2 separate regions of the Homo sapiens genome follow, and region 1 is linked to region 2. Evidence: chromatin contacts called from ENCODE Hi-C or POLR2A ChIA-PET data. All regions are on one chromosome and are shown on one strand. The core of a region is the stretch at or near the end of the contact, and the rest is flanking DNA. Distances in the headings are between cores, read along the strand shown. Region 1 has its middle 40 kb from the start of MIR4729. Region 2 overlaps YPEL2 (yippee like 2).

Evidence for each region. A loop is a pair of places that touch in the nucleus more often than their neighbours do. ChIA-PET counts read pairs that join two places held with the same protein, here RNA polymerase II (POLR2A). Pooled maps may share reads with other maps.
Region 1: a map of PC-9 shows a loop between it and region 2 (4-fold over the local background). The contact joins two enhancer-like sites. A Hi-C loop is called at or near these places in 5 of 168 maps with a recorded cell type or tissue (Caco-2, IMR-90, K562 and 2 more) and 4 of 50 pooled maps. POLR2A ChIA-PET finds 5 or more read pairs at or near these places in 8 of 52 experiments (B cell, CD4-positive, alpha-beta T cell, CD8-positive, alpha-beta T cell and 5 more).

Annotation. Positions count from the first base shown.
Region 1 is chr17:59,403,690-59,409,114 of GRCh38, reverse strand. No RefSeq gene overlaps it. Among named protein-coding and RNA genes, the nearest start is that of MIR4729, 40 kb to the right of the region's middle. Within about 2 kb of position 1,972, at least 4 of the 41 ENCODE cell types and tissues checked have a DNase peak (open chromatin) inside an H3K27ac peak, as active enhancers do.
Region 2 is chr17:59,368,361-59,373,292 of GRCh38, reverse strand. All of the region lies in intron 2 of YPEL2 (yippee like 2), which reads right to left. Among named protein-coding and RNA genes, the nearest start is that of MIR4729, 4.7 kb to the right of the region's middle. RefSeq lists enhancers at 2,650-3,149, 3,150-3,651. Within about 2 kb of position 1,737, at least 29 of the 41 ENCODE cell types and tissues checked have a DNase peak (open chromatin) inside an H3K27ac peak, as active enhancers do.

The sequences.
Region 1 (5,425 bases), core at 723-3,222, 36 kb before region 2:
AAAAAGGGATCATTATCATCCATGATATTAAGAATCCCTCTCCTCTGTGCAGTGTTTCACATACATTTTCTTTTTTTCTTTTTTTTTTTTTTTTTTTTTTGAGATGGAGTCTTGCTCTGTCGCCGAGGCTGGAGTGTAGTGGTGCAATCTTGGCTCACTGCAACCTCTGCCTCCCAGGTTCCAGCGATTCTCCTGCCTCAGCCTCCCAAGTAGCTGGGATTACAGGCATACGCCACCATGCCCAGCTAATTTTTTTGTATTTTTAGTAGAGACACGGTTTCATCATGTTGGCCAGGATGGTCTCGTACCTTGTGAGACTCAGTTGACCCATCTATAAAAAGGGGTTACAGGCCGGGCACAGTGGCTCATGCCTGTAATCCCAGCACTTTGGGAGGCCAAGGTGAGTGGACTGTTTGAGCCCAGGAGTTTGAGACCAGCCTGGGCAACATAGTGAGACCCTGTCTCTACAAAAAAATTGACCTCAGGTGATCCACCCGTCTCAGCCTCCCAAAGTACTAGGATTACAGGCATGAGCCACTATGCCCGGCTTTCACATGCATTTTCTACTTTGAGTAACATAAATCCATGCCTTGCCCTCACACTACTGAAGCAAAAATCATGACCATTTCTTCAGCTATACAGTGCCAGGCTTTCTCTATGTGCATGATCTCACTTAGTCCTCACAGTAACTCTTTTTTTTTTTGAAATAAGGTCTTGCTCTCTTGCCCAGGCTGGAGTGCAGTGGCACAATCATAGCTCACTGCAGCCTTAACCTCCCAGGCTCAAGCAGTCCTCCCACCTCAGCCCCCCAAGTAGCTGGAACTACAGGTGTACACCACCATGCCTGGCTAATTTTTTAATTTTTTTGTAGAGACAGGGTCTCACTATGTTGCCCAGGCCGGTCTCAAACTCCTGGGCTCAAACAATCCACTCACCTTGGCCTCCCAAAGTGCTGGGATTACAGGCATGAGCCACTGTGCCCGGCCTGTAACCCCTTTTTATAGATGGGTCAACTGAGTCTCAGAAGGTAACTGATCTGGCCAGGTGTGGTGGCTCACGCCTTTAACCCCAGTACTTTGGGAGACCAATGTGGGAGGATCATTTGAGGCCTGGGCAACATAGTGAGACTCTATCTCTACAAAAATAAAAATACAAAAATTAGCCGGGTGTGGTGGTGCAGGCCTGTAGTCCCAGCTACTTGGGAGGCCGAGATGAATAGCTTGAGCCCAGGAGATTGAGGCTGCAATGAGTTATGACAATGCCACTGCACTCCAGTGGCCTGGGTGACAGACCAAAACCCTATCTCTTAAAAAAAAAAAAGGAAGGTAACTGATCTATCCATGGTCACACATCTAACTAGCAACAGAACCAGGTCTGACTCTGGTGCCCGAGTTTTAAACCACATGCCTGTGCGTCTCATGCCCACTGGTAGAAAAGTCTTTTGCAGGCATTCTCCACCAGGCGTGGTGGCTCAAGCCTGTAATCCCAGCACCATAGGAGGCTGAGGCAGGTGGGTGATGTCGGGAGTTCGAGACCAGCCTGGCCAACATGGTGAAACCCCATCTCTACTAAAAATGCAAAAATTAGCTGGGCATGGTGGCACACATCTGTAATCCCAGCTACTTAGGAGGCTGAGGCAGGAGAATCGCTTGAACCCAGGAGGCAGAGGTTGCAGTGAGCTGAGATCGTGCCACTGCACCCCAGCCTGGATGACACAGTGAGACTGTCTCCAAAAAAAAAAAAAAACAACAACAGGCATTCTTATGTTGAGTTCTGTCTGCCTCGTCCCACTGCTTGCTTTTTCAAGCAAGCCTCCCTCAGGCTAAACCTGGGTTTACCCAAGGCAAGAGGAAATGTCTGATGCACTGGACTCAGAAAGTCCATGCCAGTTACTTCTGAGAGAACGCTGACCTTTTCTTTGCAGGATGACTACCCACTCTCCCTTGTTAAACAAAAACTCCCAAAGCGGTCCCTCCTACAGCAAGGGCTCCAGGAGGTCAGCGGCTCTCTTTTCCCTCCAGCCTCCTCTCTCAGATGGCTGAGAATTCTCGCCAGTAAACTATTTCTTTTCTAATATCATTGAGATCTAAAACGAAATGAAATCTGAACCTTGGGTATGTCTCGTCTCCATGGAAACAGCTTCAAGCCTGAGTGCCTCCAAGAGATATGGGTGCAGTTCTTCCAGCTGCCCTGGAAATAAATGACTGAGAACTGGGCAGTGCCAAAACAAGGTCCTGTTGAATTAGCAGCAGTTTTAATAATAACCACAACAGGTTCAACATAGGATTAGGTCATCAGCAGCAGCATTATCAACCTGTATTTTCAATTTTTAAGTGTGCTGGCTTGGTCAAGAACCAGCCAAATGAATGACAGCACAGATCATCCTGTCTACTTTGGGAAGGGATGTTTTAAACTCTATTAAGGTGGTGCAAAGACTGTGGTAGGAAAAAACATAAACAGTAATAAATTTTAAGAACATTCTGTAGACGCATTTTCGCTTCTGGGAATGGGAAACTAAAATTTCCCCAAGAGGCTTCATTATTAAAGCCATAAATAAAACATCCCCGATTCGACTGCTTGGTTGCTTTGCTTGCGTGGCCTTGCTCTGGCGAAGTGGCTCAGAATTTGAGGCAGACACGTCCAGGGGAAGCTGGGGAGGTGAGTGAATTTGACAGCATTGGGCCTCCTCCTCTCCAGCACGTTACCTGCATGCCAGACCAGAGTGCAGGGATGATGAGTGCATTTTGCTGTACTGAAGACCACCAGAGAGGATTAGCGTAAAATTCAAGGATGATTTTTCTAGCTGATGTCCCCCTACCTTTCTTCTTTCCATAAACGTACACTCTCCTCTAGAAGTAAAAGCAAGCAGTATGGTGCAAGGACCACTAGCTTCATTGCCTAACAGGGCTGCTGCTTATTAGGCCCAGTAACCACGATTACTTCACTTCTCTGGGTGTCAGTCCCCTGTGTAGAGGTGGGCTCAGAGGGATGAGTGCTGAATCCTACATATCCTATGTGCTCACAGTGTTCACCACAGTGAGTTCCAATCAATCAGTAAAAAGACAAGTGACACTTGCGGAGACCCATTTGTGCTGGGCACTTTATGGCTGTCATTATATTTGACCTCACGATAACTTACATGGTTGCTGGTGTTCCCTATTTACAGATGATGGAAACGAGACCTCATAATTGCAGTGACTTTCTCAAAGTGATAAATGTGTAAACATGCAGCCAGGCTTCAAATCCATCTGTCCAACCCCAAAGCCAAGGTTCTTTCCACTTGACTCTGTTGATTTCTGAGCTCATGAGCTCGGGATACATCATTAACATTATTTTAATTGAAAATAAATATAACTCGCCAGGCACGGTGGCTCACGCCTGTAATCCCAGCACTTTGGGAGGCCGAAGCGGGCGGATCACCTGAGGTTGGGAGTTCAAGACCAGTCTGACCAACATGGAGAAACCCTATCGCTACTAAAAATACAAAATTAGCCAGGTGTGGTGGCACATGCCAGCTACTTGGGAGGCTAAGGCACGAGAACTGCATGAACCCAGGAGGTGGAGGTTGCGGTGACCCGAGATCGCACCATTGCATCCAGCCTGGGCAACAAGAGCAAAACTCAGTCTCAAAAAAAAAAAAAAAAAAAAAAAAAAAAAATATATATATATATATATATATATATATATAAAATTCTTTATCATTGGGAATTACAGGTACCTTATATGCAACATGAACTTTTTCAATCCTTGGCTTGTTCCAAGCTACCCTGGAGAATTACCTCTGAATGGCTCCATAAAGATGTTGTCATGTGTTAGAATACCTTAGTCATTTTCATGTGGGCAAGGGTCTGGATTTTTTTTATCTTTTAAAATCATTTTGAGCAAATGAAAACAACATTTTTTCCCCTCAAAAGAAATATAAGGCTGGGCATGGCGGTGCATGCCTGTAATCCCAGCACTTTGGGAGGCTGAGGAGGGTGGCTCACTTGAGGCCAGGAGTTCGAGAGACCGGGAGGTGGAAGCTGCAGTGAGCCTTGATCGTGCCACTGCACTCCTGCCTGGGCAACCAGAGTGAGAGACCCTGCCTCCAAAAAAAAAAAAAGAAAAGAAATATAAAAGCATAGTGCCACAATCAAAAAGGCTGAACTCCTGTAAAATAAAAGTATAATACAACCCAACCATCCCACAGTTCTAAGCTCTGTTTCTCCAATGCTTGAAAGGCCAGGATTTCCATTTTATATGTAAAAAGAATAAAACATGAGTGAACAAAATAGCCATGACATTTTGGTGTACGCTCAGATCTGCCAGGAAGTTTCTTTCTGGTTGATTTTCATGGCAGGCTGGGGCCACAGATAGGGTGTGGGCTTCACAGAATCAGAACAAGAGTGAAAATCCTCGCTTTTCCACAGGCAGGCTATTTATACTTCTTGAACCTCAGTTTCTTCTTCTGTGAAATGGGGGGATTATTGTGTGAACTAAACAAATAATGTGCATAAAGAGCAAATATAATATTCTTCATCCCACTCTCAATTCAAAATAGACTTGTGCCATGCGTGATAACAATCATCTTCTTGACTCCTTAACTTTGTGCCAGGCACTGGGCTGAGCCTTTTCTACAGATTATCTAAGGGAAATCAGTATTTGAGCTCAGTTGCTCTAGCTCCAGAGCCTACCCCATGCCCCGCTCTAGGACACGAGCCACTTACTGGTTTCAGATGAAAGGCTTTATGAGCAATTGCTTCAGCAGAAAGTAGGTGCCTGTGAGGGTCCAGTGGTCCTGTGTGAGGGTCCTGGCTGATGTGGCGAGCCATTTGGCCCAAAGTGGGGAGGACCTTGCATAATAATCCCTCATCCTCTCACACTGCAAAATTAGTACCACAGCTTTCTGCTCCCTTGGATTGGTTTCCCTACTAGACTAGGCATATAATAGATGTCCAAAAAAAATGCTTGTAGGATAAATAAATGCAAATAAACCGAACCATTTCCCTATGTGGGAAGCATTTTATGCTTAACTTCTCCATTCTCCTCTTAAACATACTGACATGATTGAACAGATTTTTTTAAAAGCTGTTAATTCTCCACCATCCAATTCAAGGCCCATCAAGCATTTATTCAGCACCTATTATTAATGTAGATGGCCAAGGATTACATATGTAATCCATTAGAGAGTACTGAAAAACAACAACAAAGCCCAGTGTAAAAATATTGAGCTATGAAATACATAATACTTTCCAGGTAGCATTGACTTCTGTAGCTGTTTTATCTTAATTTTCTAATTTGCATTCCCTGAGCTCTTATTAAGCAGTCAGGGTGGGCAGACTGGGAAAGTGTCATGTGAAGCAGCACCAGAATTAACATGGCAACATGCCGAAACCCCAGCTCTACAAAAAAATACAAAAATTAGCTGGGTGTGGTGGTGTGCACC
Region 2 (4,932 bases), core at 488-2,987:
GTTTTGCTGCTAAGGACTCCTCAGTACAGTCCAGCTACATCCCCATCTCTTTCCTACGGAGAATAACAACTCGAGGAGAAATCAATGGTGGCCCTGAGATGTTTGCAACATATAATAATAAAAATAGGCTGGGCACAGCAGCTCACGCCTGTAATCCCAGCACTTTGGGAGGCTGAGGCAGGTGGATCACGAGGTCAGTTCAAGACCAGCCTGGCCAACACGGTGAAACCCTGTCTCTACTAAAAATACAAATTACCTGTGTGTGGTGGCACACGCCTGTAATCCCAGCTACTCAGGAGGCTGAGGCAGGAGAATCACTTGAGCCTGGGAGGCAGAGGTTGCAGTGAGCCGAGACCATGCCATTGCACTCCAGACTGGGCAACAGAGCCCATGTCAAAAAATTAAAATAATAATAACAACACTACACTGTATGTCCCATGTTCTGATACTGCCTCGGGGCATTGTCATAAGCACTATTTACTTTAACTTCTCACAACCACCTTGGGTATGAGGAAAGGCAACAGTGGATGGGGACAGAGTCAGTCCTAGGACACACATCTTACAAGGCTCCTGCCTCTCTTAGGCATCTGCTTTGTGTGGTGAGCATTGTCTATTGTGCCCACATCTAAACACAGGGCATTCTTATCACTCTTCAATGCACAAATATTTCCTTACTGAAGGGAGCGGAGAGGGTGTGGGATCCTTAGCAGCACTGGGCAGTAAATCTGAAAGCAGAACTTGTTAGTTTCTAAACAAGGACCAGCCGGTTAGACCACAGAGTGGGTGTTTCCATGCAAATTCCAGCACTTTCATGTTGCTCCATGAACTGAGCCCAGCCAGGACAGCAAGCCATGCTTTTTGTATTTTACTTTTTTGCAACCAGCTAAGGAGTCTTTGATTGGGCCTAGAGAGGGACTCAATTAGCATCATGGAAACAGAGGAGATTTCAGAAAGGAAAGGTCAGCCACAAGCCTAGCATTTGCTATCAGCCATCTGCCAAGCAGGAAGTGCTACTCAGATCTATTTTTAATCATCTTCCCCAGGCTAGGGCTTCTGGGAAAATTCAGAGGCCAGGGTTATTCCAAGACAAACATTTAATTGCTACCTTTCTGTACACATTTTAAAACAGCCTCTGGACACTCAAGACCAACTTATACACAGAGGCCCAGTTTCTGGGTTCTGTCACTCTGGTACCTACATCCAAGGTTATCTTTGGAAGCCATGATGGGGGACCTCTCCTTGGGGACTGTCTGGGATATCAAGTACTCCACATAATGTAATAATTCCTATAGCCAGCAGGTTTCAGATACTTGGTTACAAGTGACAGGAAGAGAGGAGGAGGTGGGAATTCAGGTCCAAGAGTTCATGTTCATTCCCCAAAGAAGTGAGACCAGTGAAGTGAACTGTGCAAACTTCCTCGTCACTCCCATATTCATTTTAAGCACATTTATCACTTTAGAAAGGTAAATTAAAACCAGTTCATCCAGGCAGTAATCTCATTTGTTACTAAAGATATTGACTGGCTAAAGAAACAGGAGAGGTTTCATCTTAATTCCCAAGGCCCCAGTCTGTGCTGTGGCTGGTGCATCCAGGCATGAGAACATTCTGTCCACTGGCTCCTTCTCCCTCCTGTCTCGCGGCAGGGCTATGTCTCAGTTCAACCCAGCCCAAGGAATGAAACATCTCTGAGAGGTCTGGACAGGGAGTCTGGCACAGCCAGGGCAGACTCTGCAGAGACAGAGCCTGGCTCAGGCAGCCCCTGCATTCTCCAGCTCACACAAACACAGAGTTTGCTTGCCTCTCAACACTTACAAACTTTCAGCCTCCAATTTCCACCCCAAGGTAAAGCCGGAGCATATGTACGATTGTGCCCCAGCCAAGCCATGTTCCACCTGCCACTAAAGAAGTGGAGGATTGGGGACAGGCAGCTGGTCACCACCCAGGGCCTGCCCCATCCAACACGATACTGGGGAGCTGCAGAGCCCACTATGCCTGCAGACAAAGGGGTCTGCTCAGCATTCTGCCCACCTCCGACCTTCCCCCTTCCCTACTGTTAGAAGCTTATCTGTCTGCAAGCAGCCGGTGGGAAAGCTAAGCCGAAAGGGCACCTTGGCCATGGGATCTTTGCCTAAGGATGTGAAACAGGAGACTGGGTATTTGGGGCAACTTAACACCAGCCAGAGCCCAGCCAGCAGGCCAGGGAGGAAGGGACCGACTAGACAGGCCTGTGCTTCACAGGAGCTCTAACTCCCTCGGCTGGGGGCTGGAATCCCTCCTCCCAGTGTGCGGAACTCTACTCTAGTAAGGTGGGGGCACACATGCTCCTGGGGAAAATAAAACAAAAACAAAAAAACAAAAAAGGGCCACTGCACAGGGTCACTCCCCCTGACCCAGTTGGACTACACATTAATTGGGGCTTCTGAGCCCTGCTGACTCTTGAGTTCCTCTTGTCTGGTTTCAGCAGAGAAGGGAGTTAATCAGCAAACAGCTTAAGGAAGGATAACTCTCTGCCCCTGCTGAGGGCCACCTGTGCCCCTCCTCTGTGTGCCATGGCTCGATGGGCCAGCAAACCCTATTGAAACAAACAGCAAAGAAACAAGCCGAAGCAATCTGGGGTGCCATGTTTGGTCCCAGTGTAAGACGCCAGGAACAGGGGGTTACCTGGAGATTTCAAAGCGAGGCAGACAGTCTGAGAAGGACCAATGGAAGGGCTTGTGTTGGGTTCCTCTGTTTAGTCAAAGCAAGAAATAGGTTGTGTGATACAGCACTTAATGGTAGACCCTGAGATCAGGCCTGAATTTACATTCTAGCCTGCCTGGCCTGAGGACCAGTGAAAACCAGAATATATGACAGACCGTTTTGCTGCTATTTCATTTGTTCTGACCTGATAATAAAAATCAGAATCATTAAAAAATAAAAATAAAAATTCTGGCTGGGCGCAGTGGCTCCCACCTGTAATCCCAGCACTTTGGGAGGCCGAGGCGGGCGGATCACGAGGTCAGGAGATCAAGACCATCCTGGCTAACACAGTGAAACCCCGTCTCTACTAAAAAATACAAAAAATTAGCCGGGCATGGTGGCAGGCGCCTGTAGTCCCAGCTATTCAGGAGGCTGAGGCTGAGGCTGGAGAATGGCGTGAACCCAGGAGGCAGAGCTTGCAGTGAGCCCAGATCGCGCCACTGCACTCCAGCCCAGGCGACAGAGCGAGACTCCGTCTCAAAAAGAAAAAAAGAAAAAAATTCTGGTTCTGCCATTTCCTAGCTGGGTCTCCTTGGTCAACTCAATCTGTCTGAGCCTCACATTCCTCATCTAAAAATGGAGACAACAGTAGTACATCTCTCTTTGGATTAGTCTGAGGCAAAAGACATGATTCACATATAACATGCCTAGCACAATGCCTGCCCCTTAGTAGACACCCAGTAAAATGATGGCTATTGTTAGGATAATTAAAAGAAGGCCTCCAAAGAGCTGTTTCCTTTTTCAAATAAAGGTCAGTCAAAACCACTCTTTGGACCTCCAGGGAACTACTACAAGTGTAAAGTGCTGGATGGCAGGCAGCGGACATTAGGGACAGCACGTGTATCTTCCAAGTACTGAGAACGCTTGTCCTAGAGCTGTGGCTCCCAAATATTAGTACTGGTTACATCAGACCGGGACAGGGATACTCGTTAAAATACAGATCCCCAGTGGGTCTGGGACTAGGGTCAGGCGAGCCAGAAGGCTGGAACATGAAATTTAAGGAGGCACTGTTTGTGGGGTGCTGACCCTGTACTGTACAACTCTGAGAGTGAGTGTCTCCTTAAATCTTGTGTCCTAGGTGACCTGCTTCCCTCGGCCATCAGGGCCCTGATTCCACAACACTCTCAGACCCTCAGAAAAGGAATCTGTGAGGTGGGGTCTGGCAATCTGCCTTTGTATCTCAGGTGATTCTGATGTACTGTCAGATTTGGGAATCACTGTCCAAGAATCCCCATTTTCCAATGCCTGTTTCAATGATTCTCTAAATACATAAAGACTGCAGAAGCTACTTATTTCCACCTTCACTTGGCCGTATTCCAAACCTCATGGCTACACCAAAGCCACTGGAATTCTGCAACTGAATTCTCTCTTTAAATTTAGAGAAAAACTCATCAACAGGGAGTTGCAATTGCCCGCTTTCAATGATTTGGGGAGCCTTACTCAAGAAGCCAGGAGTGTCAGATGAGACAGAGGGCCCAGGACCTGCAAACCCCCAGACCTCCATGAACTAACAAAGGCCCTCTTCTTAGAGTTATGACTGCCTGCTGTTTGCCAGTGATCTACCTGCTTGCTATTTAGCTGAAGGCACCACCAAGGAGGGACCCAGCCTGACTATTTTTAAACAGCTATGGCATGTTATCAATGCCCACTACTCCACAACATCAACATTGTATAATCACACAAAGCTCAAGGATACATGGTTTACAGAAGCTAAAGAAGTTGATTTTCCAAAATAGGCTATGTTTTATTCTCATCCAATCTCAATAAAATCCTATCACTCCTTTGCTTAAAACCTTTTAGCAGCTCCTCACAGCATCCAGAACTCTGTCTAAACTCCTTAGTTTGGCCTTCTAGGCCTTGCATGATCCACCCTGACCTGCTTCCCTAAAGCACAGACTCCCCATCTGTCTTCCCTGTGGTCCCTGGACTTGGCCTCGTGTCATGTTTCTCTGTCTCTGCTCAGAATGGACTCCTCTTGTCTTCGTCTTCTTGTCCACTTAGTAAATGCTTCTAAACACTCATCTTAGTAAACATTCATCCTGCTCTTTACCCTCATAACATCTGGAACAATCACTTACAGTGAAACAATGACTGTGTTTCACTACATTTTATCACTGTTTATCTATTTGCCTTCCCCATTAGATCATAAGCTACTTAAGGGCAAGAATTCCAGGCAAGTGCACGGTTCACGCC